4 separate regions of the Homo sapiens genome follow, and regions 1, 2 and 4 are each linked to region 3. Evidence: chromatin contacts called from ENCODE Hi-C data. All regions are on one chromosome and are shown on one strand. The core of a region is the stretch at or near the end of the contact, and the rest is flanking DNA. Distances in the headings are between cores, read along the strand shown. Region 1 holds the start of FKBP14-AS1 (FKBP14 antisense RNA 1). Region 2 overlaps MTURN (maturin, neural progenitor differentiation regulator homolog). Region 3 overlaps MINDY4 (MINDY lysine 48 deubiquitinase 4). Region 4 holds the start of ZNRF2 (zinc and ring finger 2).

Region 1 (2,700 bases), core at 169-2,668, 810 kb before region 3:
CCATGCACAATTTCTAGCTCTGCTTTAGTAGATCTAAGGTCACTGACTCATGACTCAGAAAAGTCAAATGCAAATCATAGGAAAAGCCTGTCTTCACTGCTTCAAAGTTATGTTTACAATAGGCTTGTTATTTACTTTTACTTAAAATTAGAAACAGTCGAAAAAAATGAAATGCATGGCCTACTTTGGTTCCTTTTCAAAATAAACTGGCCTAATGGTTCTCCACAAACACAAGCAACTCAATTTTTAATCAAAAAATGTACTTCTTGCCTCAAAGACTTTACTAAAATAATGTTTTTGGTTCTTAACTATAGAAACAGTTTCACCACTGGAAAATGTGAACATGAGGTAGATACAGCTTAAGAAGTTAAAAGTCTTGAATTAGGAAATTAAGGTGTTGTCATTGACTTTAAACACCTATAGACTTTGTAATTCATATTACAGTTTGGCTTCCCATTGCTCGAAGTGTTTGCCTTCCTAATAATGACAGACTTGCTGTTCTCCCCCAGGCTCTAAAAGGTAGCATGTGGAACCCGGGGGAGTTATGAGACCTGGATTTGGGTTCTCACTGCCAGTTGACAGCCAGATATATGATCTTGGCGTCCATTCGCCCCGCTGGCCTCAGCCTTCCTGCTGTAAAAAGGGGGTTGACAGCAGGCTCCTTAAGACTGCCTCCACCTCTGCCCCCCGACCTTAGCTCATCCTCCTCTATTCCATTATCCCTGAAGCATTTGCCTCCTCATGTATCTCCTTCCCAAAAGACAAGATGGCTGGCAGCACGGAAGTGAAAAGGGAAAGAAAGGCTGTTTAAAAAAAAAAAATTCTAAAATGAGTCACCTTTCAAGAATTTCCCATTTCCTCATGCCTGGGTGCTTCCTCGTGTCGCTAAATCAGTTCTTCCAATGAAACTTGATCTAAGAACCTGGTATTTGTTATGTGCACTGCTCTTGGATGATGTTTACAATGTGCACACATCTCTTTTAAGAGCTTGTAGGTATCAAACGACCTCCAGGTTGTGCATCAAAAAGACATCAGCAGCCACAGAGTCAACTTTAGTTGAGCCTGGAGAAAATCATACAAAACCGTAGAGTTTTAACTAGGTTTTGTATCATCTTTTGATAAGTTAGGAAAAATAATTACAGCTCTCCAAACTTCCCACTTAACAACTCCCAGGACCCTGCAGCACCCTAAAATCTAGCCAGCTCCAAGAATCACTCTCTACTCCATACCCGGATGAGCCTTGACTCACACTAATTCCCTCCCTGAGGCTTAAGTCAGGGGGCAGCTGATGGTTGTGGTCTGTGCTGCTTCCGCCTGGCCTATTTTTCATGCTGCCATTTTGAATTAGCATAGGTTTCCTCCGCAACTGATGCATCTTCTAACCAGGCTGGGAACACAACACGCGCACACGCGCACACACACACGCACGCACCCACCCCACCCGGCTGCCGGACGCAAGCGTAAGTCAAGGACTTGCATGCTAGAATCAGACAGAAAATCCAGAAAAGCCACGTTATTTAACAGAACCCTACAAGGTCAGCTTTGAGTCAAAGCAGGTAACAGTTTCCTTCGATGTTTTCATGGACATTTTTATTCCCAAATCCGAGTTCTCGCCAATTCTCTAAAGTTCAAGCGCCCCTCCTGCTTTGCAGACCACATTTCTCTCGGCCCTCGCGAGTGAGGTCGCCAAATACTCGACGCCTCAAGAGCGAGCCGAGGAGGCAGAGGCCGACCAAGCCGGCCTCTCGGCAGCCCCGCCCGGCGCCCCGCGGAGAACGCCCGGGTGCGGCTCGAGGGAAGTTGTGTCAAGTCCCACGCGCGGCCCGCGGAGAACCCAGGGGCGGCCCGCGCGCGTCGGCCTAGCGGGGAGGGCTGCTCCGGGACACGGTGCGGCGGCCGCGGGCGAGTTGGACGCGCTGGCAGAGCCGGGCCGAAGGCGGCGGGCGTCTCCGGGCAGCCATGTTCGCGGCGCCCGCCCGCGCAGCAGGTACGGCACCTCGGGGAAGGTGCCCGGCTCGCCCCAGACCCCAGGGTGGCGAGGCCAGGGGCCCACAGGCACATCCCAGTGGGCAGCAGGTTGGCTGCCAGGAAAAGGAAACCCAGGAAGAGCAGCGCGGGGAACCCGGCTGCGGTGCGGGAGCCCGGGGCCGGCATCCCTCCACTGCACCCCCGCAGTCCCCGAGCCGAGTCACCCCGGCTTCAGGCCGAGGCCACCTCTCCTCTGACCGCCCCCAGGCTCCCAGCCCGCCCGGGCCAGCACCGGGAATCGGCCTGGGGTAACGCTACCCGCGGGTTCGGAGGGACAGCGGGAGGAGATGAAACGCAGGAGGTGGCGATGGCGGGTGGGGTGAAACCGCCGGGAAAGCAGCGCTGCAAACGCCCTGCGCTCCCAGACGCGGCTCACCTGGGGCGGCGGGCTCCGGGCTCCGCTCTCCGCTCTGCGGTGCTGAGGCTGCGGCCGCCGAGGGTGCGGGTGCTGCCGGGTCCGGATTACTGCGGCGACCTCGGGGGCTGCAGCTGCAGTGGCGGAGGCGGCCGCCGGGCGCTTCCCCCTACCCAGACTCCCGGCGCTGGGGCCCGCCGCCCCCCGCAGCAGCTGGCCCGACTCACGTGACCGCGGGCCCACCCTCCGCCTCCCCCACCCCGGCCCCCGGGGCCCCGCCGCACCCCGCGCGTCTGGCTGCACGGGCCGCGGCGCTG
Region 2 (2,752 bases), core at 252-2,751, 640 kb before region 3:
TGCCAGGCCACATAAAAATAAATGTTTTAATTTACTTAGAGCTGTATTCAAGTTGTTTGATACCAGACAGAAAGCTGACAGTCTGTTCTTTGTAAACTGCCTTTCCCTGTTTTTCTGTTTTGTTTTGTTTCTCAAGTTTCATTTTTTACTAAGCCCCTTCTGACACCTAGGCAGATAAAGATAAGAGTAGTGCGCAGTACAAATGTCAGCTCTGAAGAGGAGGAAGTAAATCTTCAATGCTAGGGCAGATCTTCACTATCCGTGATCCAGTCTTAATTTGAGCATGAGAGCAAAATTTAGTCATCTACACAAGAAGCAAAAGCAAGGAATAGTTGTTGGGTTTTTGTTTTTTGGTTGTTGTTTTTTTTTTTTTTTAGGCAAGAAGTGTTGCCGGTAGGGTATGTGTGCTTTCTTTGCCTTCCTATTTCCTTTCAAAGAAATCTCTTGTAAATTACAAAACTGTGAATTGGGTTGCCAAAAACTGTTGCCCTTCGTTAGATGCTTCAAACAGTGTAAATCCTATACTGCACCCTGTCCACCTCTGCTCCCTCCTCCCTCCCCTGAGAGTGAGGACCTCATCCGACCATGTAATTACCATTCGCTTGCTATTAAAGAGCCTTTCAAACTCTGGTGGTGTTTGCCTCTTTTTTTCTGCCTCCACAATGTTTGGTCCCAAAGGACACCTAATGTGGCTTATAAATGAAGAGCAAAGAGTAAAGGACCGGCAGCTCGCTGTGTGGTTGCTGTTTGTGAGGAGGCTGGGGGAAGAGAGGGAGGAGCTGGTAACATGAAACACTGCCATTGTTCAAAGATTAATCATTTCTGTGTGATGCATTCATATGTCTATTGTGATGCTATAACTGGTAGTTAGTAATTTTCTACTTCTTTGAACCAATACTTTAGTTTTGTGTTTGAGAACCCTATTTTTTCTAGCCTACTTAGGAATTCTTTTTGGCATTAATTAGAAATCTGTATTCTGTGGTCATTCTATGACATGACACCATGTCTCCACCACCTTCCTCCCGGTTATTTATTCACCAAACATGGCATTTAAATAACTCATCTGGAAGTTGATGGTAAGTTCTGTTATTTGATTAAGAGCCAGTTTCTTTCTCCAAATGAATGGGTCTCCATAGAGAGACCCATTAGATTCGATTAGATTTGAGTTTTGCTTTACAGGCACAGCATAAAGGCTTGTGTGTATGTTAGATAGTGTGTGGTCCTTTGTTTTCGATGTGGCTGTTAGAGATTGTACTCAAGTGGTGAGCTCTGTGTCAGCAGTCCCAACCCTGCTCGTGGTGCAGCAGCGGGGGCAGGCGAAGTCTTACTTATGGACTTCCTTTGTTACAGTTATTGTATCCGTCTCACAGATAGAGTTTATAAAATGCAGGTTGGCCCCTTTAAGTGCGGGCACTGGTGTTAAAAATACCCACATTTCCCCCGTGTAATCATTCTGAAATCAGTGGCTGAGGGCAAGAGGTTCTAGCCCAGACTCCTCCTGGGCTGACTGTGGCCCTAGGCATGTCCCCTCCCCACCCCACCGACTTCCGGCTTTGTTTCCTCATCTGTAAAAATAAAGAGTGGGAGACTTGTCCCCGAGTTCCCTTTGGGCACTAGCCCTGACTTGTCTAGGGGAGTCAGGAGTCGGTAGAGAGGACATGAAGCACAGTTGTAATGGAAACACTCACAGAACCAGGGTGGGGCGGCCAGGATTGGCAAAACTGTCCTGGGATTCTGAAGCTCTTTCCCCTAGGATCCCTTTTAGAATTGAAGACGCCAGTTGATATCGTGGCTGTGTGTTAGCCCAAATGCTTATGTCCCTGCGTGTTTTCTCCTGCCTTTCCACACCTTCCTTCCCTTCGTGAAAGTAATAAGGAGTCAGAACTACAACAAAGTAAAATTGGGGTGTTCAGCTTAGGGATGTAATCAACAGTCTCACTCCCTTTAGAAATGAGCCTCGTTTCCATAGTGAAGTTGGGCCGAGTGGGATCCTCCATTGTCATAGAGTTCTTTGTGTACAGGTTTGGGTTGAAGGACAACAAAATAAACAGAACCAGACCCACCACCCAGCATTTGGACGCCACGCCGGGGCTGGACAAAGTGGACTTGCTGTCCGTGTACCTGAGTGTCAGGGTGGTTTTGCCCTGTGCCCTGCCAAATCAGAGTGAATGAACATTCCTGTCTCTGTTTAGCAGACTTGGCCCTTTGGAAACTCAAGAAATGCATCCTGAAAAAGCTGGCACTGTGCTTTCCTCTTAGGACCACAATAGGCAAAAAAAAAAAAAACAAAAAACTGAAGTACTTTCCCTATCTCTAACCCTCCTTTTTTCCTTTTTGGAGTAAACAATGGCATTTGTAATGATCTGGGCAAGTTTTAATTAGGCAGTCAAGGAACAAGGTAGGCATTTTTTTAGGGATCATTTAAAGTAACATATTTTATCCTTATTTTGTTGGGAAATAGGGCAACAATGTACAGTGTAAAAACCAGCAGTAAAATTAAGTTGGCCCTTTCGGATGCTTTTTAATTAGAAGCCTCTAGAGGTCAGCACCACATAAAGAAAGGGCTTTTGAGTTCAGGGTGATCATGATGCCCATCTCCTTGTGGAGCTTTTGGAAAGGAGGGTTGGTGAATGTCCAGGCTGGGGAAAGAGAAGTGAAGAGCCGCCTTCTTTATACATAAACCCTAACATTTGACTGGGTTGTTTTTTTCCCTGCTCACCCATCTTTGCAGCTCCCACACCCCTGCGTCACA
Region 3 (2,871 bases), core at 82-2,581:
TGCTGAACAACTGTAAGAGGGGGGTTGCCGTTCCCTGAAATGAAGACTGTGGGAGAAGCAGGTTTAGGTCATGGTCATTGGGCCATAATTTATACCTCTGGTCTGCATGTTACTTTCTTCTTTTTTTTTTGAGACAGAGTCTCGCTGTGTCGCCCAGGCTGGAGTGCAGTGGCGTGATCTTGGCTCACTGCAAGCTCCGCCTCCCGGGTTCACGCCATTCTCCTGCCTCAGCCTCCCGAGTAGCTGGGACTGCAGTCGCCCGCCACCACGCCTGGCTAATTTTTTTTGCATTTTTAGTAGAGACGGGGTTTCACCATGTCAGCCAGGATGGTCTCAATCTCTTGACCTTGTGATCCGCCCGCCTCGGCCTCTCAAAGTGCTGGGATTACAGGCGTGAGCCACTGCGCCCAGCCCTGCATCTTACTTTCTATCAGGCCAGTGGTGTTTCTTTGTGAACTGGCCTTCCTGTGGCCTTAGTTCAGGGTCCATGTGCTTGCAGTCCACACATGTGAGCAGTGAGCTGTCCTGTTACTTTTGTGCTGTGACATTTCTCCTCTGGCACTGGGGTTTTATTGAAGCTGTTTAAGAGGCTTCCACACCAGGACTATTACTAGAGCCCAAGTTAGTAGGGTTGCTCACAGCTACTGTCTAAGGACAGTAAAAGCAAGTCCCCATCTTGCCTTTATGTCATGCACTTCTTTGTCTTGTGCTTGCAGGTTGCAGTCTGCTGAGCAGACCTCCAGGCCTCTCTGGGCCTCTGTGCTCCTGTCTGTAAATGAAGGGGTAGGATGGGCTGCTCTGTAATGGCTCCCCAATTCTACCCTCTACACATGCCTAGACCAGACTTCTGACTTCTTTTGTAATCTCTGAATTACTTTGATTCAGTTGACCTCTCTAAGGCTCATCTTATGTAAATAATGAGCCTGTAAACCAGGGTCCTGTGACTTTGGAGTCCTTCCTAGACTATAGGCTCCTCTGAGCACCTGTGGGTATATAGTAAATGGATTTAGGACACAGCAACCTGGAATCACTCCCAGCCCTGAGTATGAGCATCTGTCACTGGAGGCCTGTTCCAGGCTGTTCCTGGCTGCAGCATTTTGAGCTGAAGGCAGGCTGACTAGGGCAAGGTTAAATTCCACCATCCCTAACCCCTTTGCCTATTACTTGTTGAATGGTTTCTCAGGTTAGGTTCCTAAGAACAATGGTTCTTAAACTGTGATCTCTGGACTGGCAGCATCTGCATCATCTGGGAACTTTTTAGAAACAGCTTGTCTGACCCACTGAGTCAGAAGTTTGGGGGTGGAGCCCAGGAATCTGGGTTTTAACAAGCTTTTTAGGTGATGTCATGCGTGTCAAGCTTTGGGAAGCAATGCCCTAGGGGCCAAGCCTGAGTCAGATTCCGGTACATGTAATTTGTTGGGGGCATGCTCTCAGGAGGAAGTGGGGTGAGGAAAGTGGAACTGGGCAGGGGAAGGAGCTCAGCAAAGGTGTGAGGGCTAAGGGCTCAGGCTGATCCCCTGGGGAGATGTGGAGCATGAATTGACTCAGAGTTAGTCCCATGTTTAAGGCAAGGGAGTGAGCTTTTTGTGCCCCTCTTAGTCATTGGCTGTGGGCTGCCCATCCTGGAGTGGGGCGGGCAGTGTGCAACCTCCTAGATGAGTTTGGCAAAGGACGATTCTCCAGAAAAGGATGCAGCTGTGAGCCCTTAGCAGCTGACATTGACAGCAGCTGGGAAGTATTTACCTGTCTGAGGCAGCTGGGTGGGACACCTGTGGCCTCCATGTCAGTTCTCATGGCTCCTTCTGCATTCACCCAACCCCTAGGTATTACAGTAAAGATAAACTGCAAAGCCTGTCCCTGGATATCACCTTAGATGCATTGGATGCCCTGGTGAGATGGGCCAAGCAGGGATCTTTTACAGGTTAGGATACAGACTCCAGAAGGTGAGACTGAAACGAAACTGTTTCCAGGCTCAGACAGCCTTTCCCATCATGACATGTGCAGCCCTCTGCAAGAGCATCATATTACCCATTACTGGCTTTGTGGCTGGGTCACGTCCTTTTGTCTTAGTGAGTTCAGAGGTGTCATAGCCCAGGTAGGCACTGGGGATGCCAGTGCATGATATGGTTCCCTGCCTCCAGAAGCCCAGGGTGCACTGGGATGCCCTGTGTAATTGGGTGCTAAATTGTGGCCCTCACAAAGGAGTGGAAGTTCAGGGAGCAGTTAAGGGACGCTATTGAGGGGGCAGGAGGGCCCTGGGCTTGGAGAGGCAGTGTTTAATGCAAAAGACTTCCTGGTAAACCAGTAACATTGGAGAAGGAATGGCTGTACTTTTAATTCACAGATCCAGGGGAAGATTAACCTGCCTTGTTCTGCTGTGGGTCTCTGCAGCCTTGATACAGCCAAGGGCCCAAAGCCTCAGTGTTTCTGCCTTTGCATTGAAACACTCCTCTGACACTGGGGATGCCTGGCAGTTTTTCAGGTTTTGCAGAAGAATGGACAGTAGATGGCAGCAGATCTTCATCAATCCTCCCAACCCCAGCGATTTAGTCTCGTTGCCCTTGTTGCATAATTTAATTCAGGGGACATTCACCAGGCCCTACCAGACCTTTCTTAAGCAGTCCAGGGGGAGAGAGACAAGTGCATCCCAAACTCTCCCAGGTCCTCTAGAGCCTCTGGAGGCCCCCAGATCTGGAGTGAAAGCCACGGGCGCACAGATGCCTCTCTGTGTCCTGAGGGGGAATGAATTGTGCCAGCCGGGACTTGGAGGAGGCTTACAGAGGATGTGGCATTTGCGGTTCATTGACTGTTCCCTGCTTCTGAGCATCCCAGCTCTGAAAACATCTGCACCTCATGGGATGAGTAATGGGG
Region 4 (2,879 bases), core at 26-2,525, 520 kb before region 3:
AAACTTGATTCCCATACCCTAAGAGTGATGAAAATCATTACATAAATGACTTATTGCAAATAGTGAAAAGATGACAAAGTATTTCTGTAGTTTTATAAAACACCACTTGCTATTATTATTTTCAAGTAGAGACTAGACATTTTCATAATGGGAGTCTCAGAGCAGGCTGTTCCCTGGGTATCCAGACCCTGCTCTGCCGTGAAGAGACCACACCAACACTGAGGAAGGCACTGAGGAGAATTTTATTACATTTTAGAGAAGTTATAGGATTTTAAAGAGGCAGGTGCCCTAGGATTTAACACAAACAGTTCAGGTAAGAAACCTAAAGTCGGCCTGGTGCGGTACGTCACGCCTGTAATCCCAGCACTTTGGAAGGCCGAGGCAGGTGGATCACTTGAGGACAGGAGTTCAAGACTAGCCTGGCCAACATGGTGAAAGACCGTCTCTACTAAAAATACAAAAATTAGCCAGGCGTGGTGGCACGTGCCTGTAATCCCAGCTACTCTGGAGGATGAGGCAGGAGAATCGCTCGAACTCGGGAGGCGGAGGTTGCAGTGAGCCGAGATCACACCATTGCACTCCAGCCTGGGTGACTGAGCGAGACTCCGTCTCAAAAACAAAAACAAAAATAAACCTAAAGTCCAAAAAAGTAAAATAATTTGCTCACTACAGATAATTTAGTTTGGTGTTGGGCCTAGATTCTAGGTTTTGTGAGTCAGGTGCAGCGTTCCTGGCACCACAGTATTTGCCCTACCACAGAGGGTCAACCTGGATTATCCCGAGTTCTTCCAACTCTGCGCTTCCTCCCAGGTTGGTGTTTCATGAGTAAGTCTGAGATCAAGCTGGCTTTTGAGCTTCTGTTTTTTTTTTTAATCAGTGTGTAACACCAACACCCACCGAAACCAAACGGCTCTGGGCAGAGGACACAGCCATTCACGCCCCCTGCCAGGAAAAGCTGCAGCTGACACAGGCTCCTACAGCGTCGGCGGGCCACGTGCGGGAGGAGGGGCCGCCTTCTGGTTGGCGCCCGGTGTCCGTTCCTCCTATCGGCGTAGGCCCCGCGAGGAAGACAAGGGCGCGCCCTGGCTGGGAGGGCGTGGCCAGAGACCTGTCCATCACCGAGTCCACGAGTGGCAGCACCTACCACACCGCAGTACCTTGGCGAGGCGGAGCAGGGGCAGGCAGGTCGCGGAAGGGGGAGGCGGAGCAAGGCCGGCGGGAGCCAATCGGCCTGGCGGCACGAGGGGGCGGGGGCGGGGTCAACGCGCGCGACCCAAACACACGGGCCGGGCGCACCCTGCAGCCGCGCCGCTCCGCGGCCTTCCGGCGCGGGGCCGGGGAACCTCCTCCCCATCTGCGCACCCCCCGCCTTCGCGGCCCAGATCCTCCCGCCAGCCCGGCCCCTCCTTCGCAGGGGGAGCGAGGCGACGGTTGCCGGGAAGCGCGCGCCACCTCTCCCTCCCATTTTTCGTTCTCCCCTCGCGCGCCACCCGTTTTTCCTCTTTCTCCGTTAATAACAGCTGGGTGGCTGGGGGAGGAGGGAAGGTGGCCCCGGCGGAGTCTGGGCGGGCGCCTCCCACTCAGCCGCCAGCCGCCGTGGGAGCCGGAGGATGGCGGCGGTAGCAGCGGCCGCCCGAGAGGAGGCGGTGCCGAGATCGGGGGCGCCGAGCGCGGCAGCAGAGAGCGGTAGCGGCCCGTCGTGGCGCACCAGAACCGAAACCAGCGGCAGCCGCACGGCCACTTGAGCCGCCCCTTCCTGCTGGAGCCAGCGAGGGGTGCCTGCAGCCGGGACCCCTTCCTCTCCGCGTCTCCTCGTCTCCCGCGCCCGCGTCAGGCCGTCGGCCTCGCCCGCCGCCCCAAGAAGAGCGCGCCGGGCGCCGACTGCCCCTCTGGACGCCGGGCGGCGGCCCTGGACGTGCGGGGGCCTCTCTGGGCCGGCCGCGGCGCCTGGGCCCTGCCCTCTAGCTCCCGCGCTCGCTCCCGCCCTCCCGGCTCTCGGGGCGCAGCGCGCGGGCCCGGCCCGGGGCAGGGCGGACATGGGCGCCAAACAGAGCGGCCCGGCCGCCGCTAACGGCCGCACGCGCGCGTACTCGGGCTCGGATCTACCTTCCAGTAGCAGCGGAGGCGCCAATGGGACCGCGGGCGGCGGCGGGGGCGCTCGGGCCGCCGCCGCGGGGAGGTTCCCGGCTCAGGTGCCCAGCGCGCACCAGCCCAGCGCCTCCGGCGGCGCCGCGGCGGCCGCGGCGGCCCCGGCAGCCCCGGCGGCCCCGCGCAGCCGCTCCCTCGGCGGGGCCGTGGGGAGCGTGGCGTCGGGGGCCCGCGCGGCGCAGTCCCCCTTCAGCATCCCGAACAGCAGCAGCGGCCCGTACGGCTCGCAGGACTCGGTGCACAGCAGCCCTGAGGACGGCGGCGGCGGCCGGGACCGGCCGGTGGGCGGGAGCCCCGGCGGGCCGCGCCTGGTGATCGGCTCCTTACCAGCTCACCTCTCGCCGCACATGTTTGGAGGTACGGACCCCTCTCCGCGCACCCGCGCTCGGTCCTCCCGCGGCTGCACGTGGGCCGTGGCCGCCGGCTATTTTTACCCTTCTCCTTTTCTCCTTCTGCCGGGGCGCCGGGGGCTGCCTCCCGGACCAGCCCGCGTCGGTCTCCATCCTGGAAGAAACCCGGCGCTTAACACCGGCGGTGCCGCTACCGCATAGACGCGTGGTTTTGTTTTTAAACATCCTGAGCACCCTCACCTCAGCGGCTGCCCAGTAGAGAAAGTCTATTTTCCAGTGAGATGACTGGAGCAAATGTTGTTTTACAACAAACCGACGAAACAGCCCTTGTGGTTGTGGTTTTTAGTACCAGGAAGTCAGGAGGAGACCAGTTGCTAAATG

Evidence for each region. Hi-C counts contacts between places; a loop is a spot of excess contacts on that map. Pooled maps may share reads with other maps.
Region 1: a loop to region 3 is called in a pooled map, with 8 times the contacts of the local background. The contact joins the promoter of FKBP14-AS1 here to the enhancer-like site in region 3. A Hi-C loop is called at or near these places in 3 of 37 single-sample maps with no recorded cell type and 2 of 50 pooled maps.
Region 2: a loop to region 3 is called in a pooled map, with 7 times the contacts of the local background. The contact joins two enhancer-like sites. A Hi-C loop is called at or near these places in 2 of 37 single-sample maps with no recorded cell type and 3 of 50 pooled maps.
Region 4: a map with no recorded cell type shows a loop between it and region 3 (11-fold over the local background). The contact joins the promoter of ZNRF2 here to the enhancer-like site in region 3. A Hi-C loop is called at or near these places in 4 of 37 single-sample maps with no recorded cell type and 3 of 50 pooled maps.

The regions. Positions count from the first base shown.
Region 1 is chr7:29,987,238-29,989,937 of GRCh38, forward strand. It overlaps FKBP14-AS1 (FKBP14 antisense RNA 1), which reads left to right and starts at 1,419. Exons shown (of 3, transcript NR_187577.1): 1 at 1,419-1,556. SCRN1 (secernin 1) reads right to left here and starts at 2,564. Exons shown (of 8, transcript NM_014766.5): 1 at 2,405-2,564. RefSeq lists silencers at 1,791-1,910, 2,001-2,270, 2,281-2,330, 2,351-2,690.
Region 2 is chr7:30,162,135-30,164,886 of GRCh38, forward strand. MTURN (maturin, neural progenitor differentiation regulator homolog) reads left to right here. Exons shown (of 3, transcript NM_152793.3): 3 at 1-628. Among named protein-coding and RNA genes, the nearest start is that of MTURN, 29 kb to the left of the region's middle. RefSeq lists a silencer at 1,315-1,374. Within about 2 kb of position 1,502, at least 16 of the 41 ENCODE cell types and tissues checked have a DNase peak (open chromatin) inside an H3K27ac peak, as active enhancers do.
Region 3 is chr7:30,798,385-30,801,255 of GRCh38, forward strand. The region is part of intron 5 of MINDY4 (MINDY lysine 48 deubiquitinase 4); the gene reads left to right. All of the region lies in intron 7 of INMT-MINDY4 (INMT-MINDY4 readthrough (NMD candidate)), which reads left to right. Among named protein-coding and RNA genes, the nearest start is that of MINDY4, 28 kb to the left of the region's middle. RefSeq lists enhancers at 1,416-1,535, 2,402-2,531. Within about 2 kb of position 1,332, at least 6 of the 41 ENCODE cell types and tissues checked have a DNase peak (open chromatin) inside an H3K27ac peak, as active enhancers do.
Region 4 is chr7:30,283,322-30,286,200 of GRCh38, forward strand. ZNRF2 (zinc and ring finger 2) reads left to right here and starts at 1,276. Exons shown (of 5, transcript NM_147128.4): 1 at 1,276-2,505. The coding sequence starts at 2,037. LOC124901607 (a long non-coding RNA gene) reads left to right here. Exons shown (of 3, transcript XR_007060274.1): 3 at 878-933. It overlaps LOC105375218 (a long non-coding RNA gene), which reads right to left and starts at 2,764. Exons shown (of 4, transcript NR_136267.1): 1 at 2,739-2,764. RefSeq lists silencers at 1,122-1,551, 1,562-1,611, 1,692-2,081, 2,162-2,241, 2,392-2,521.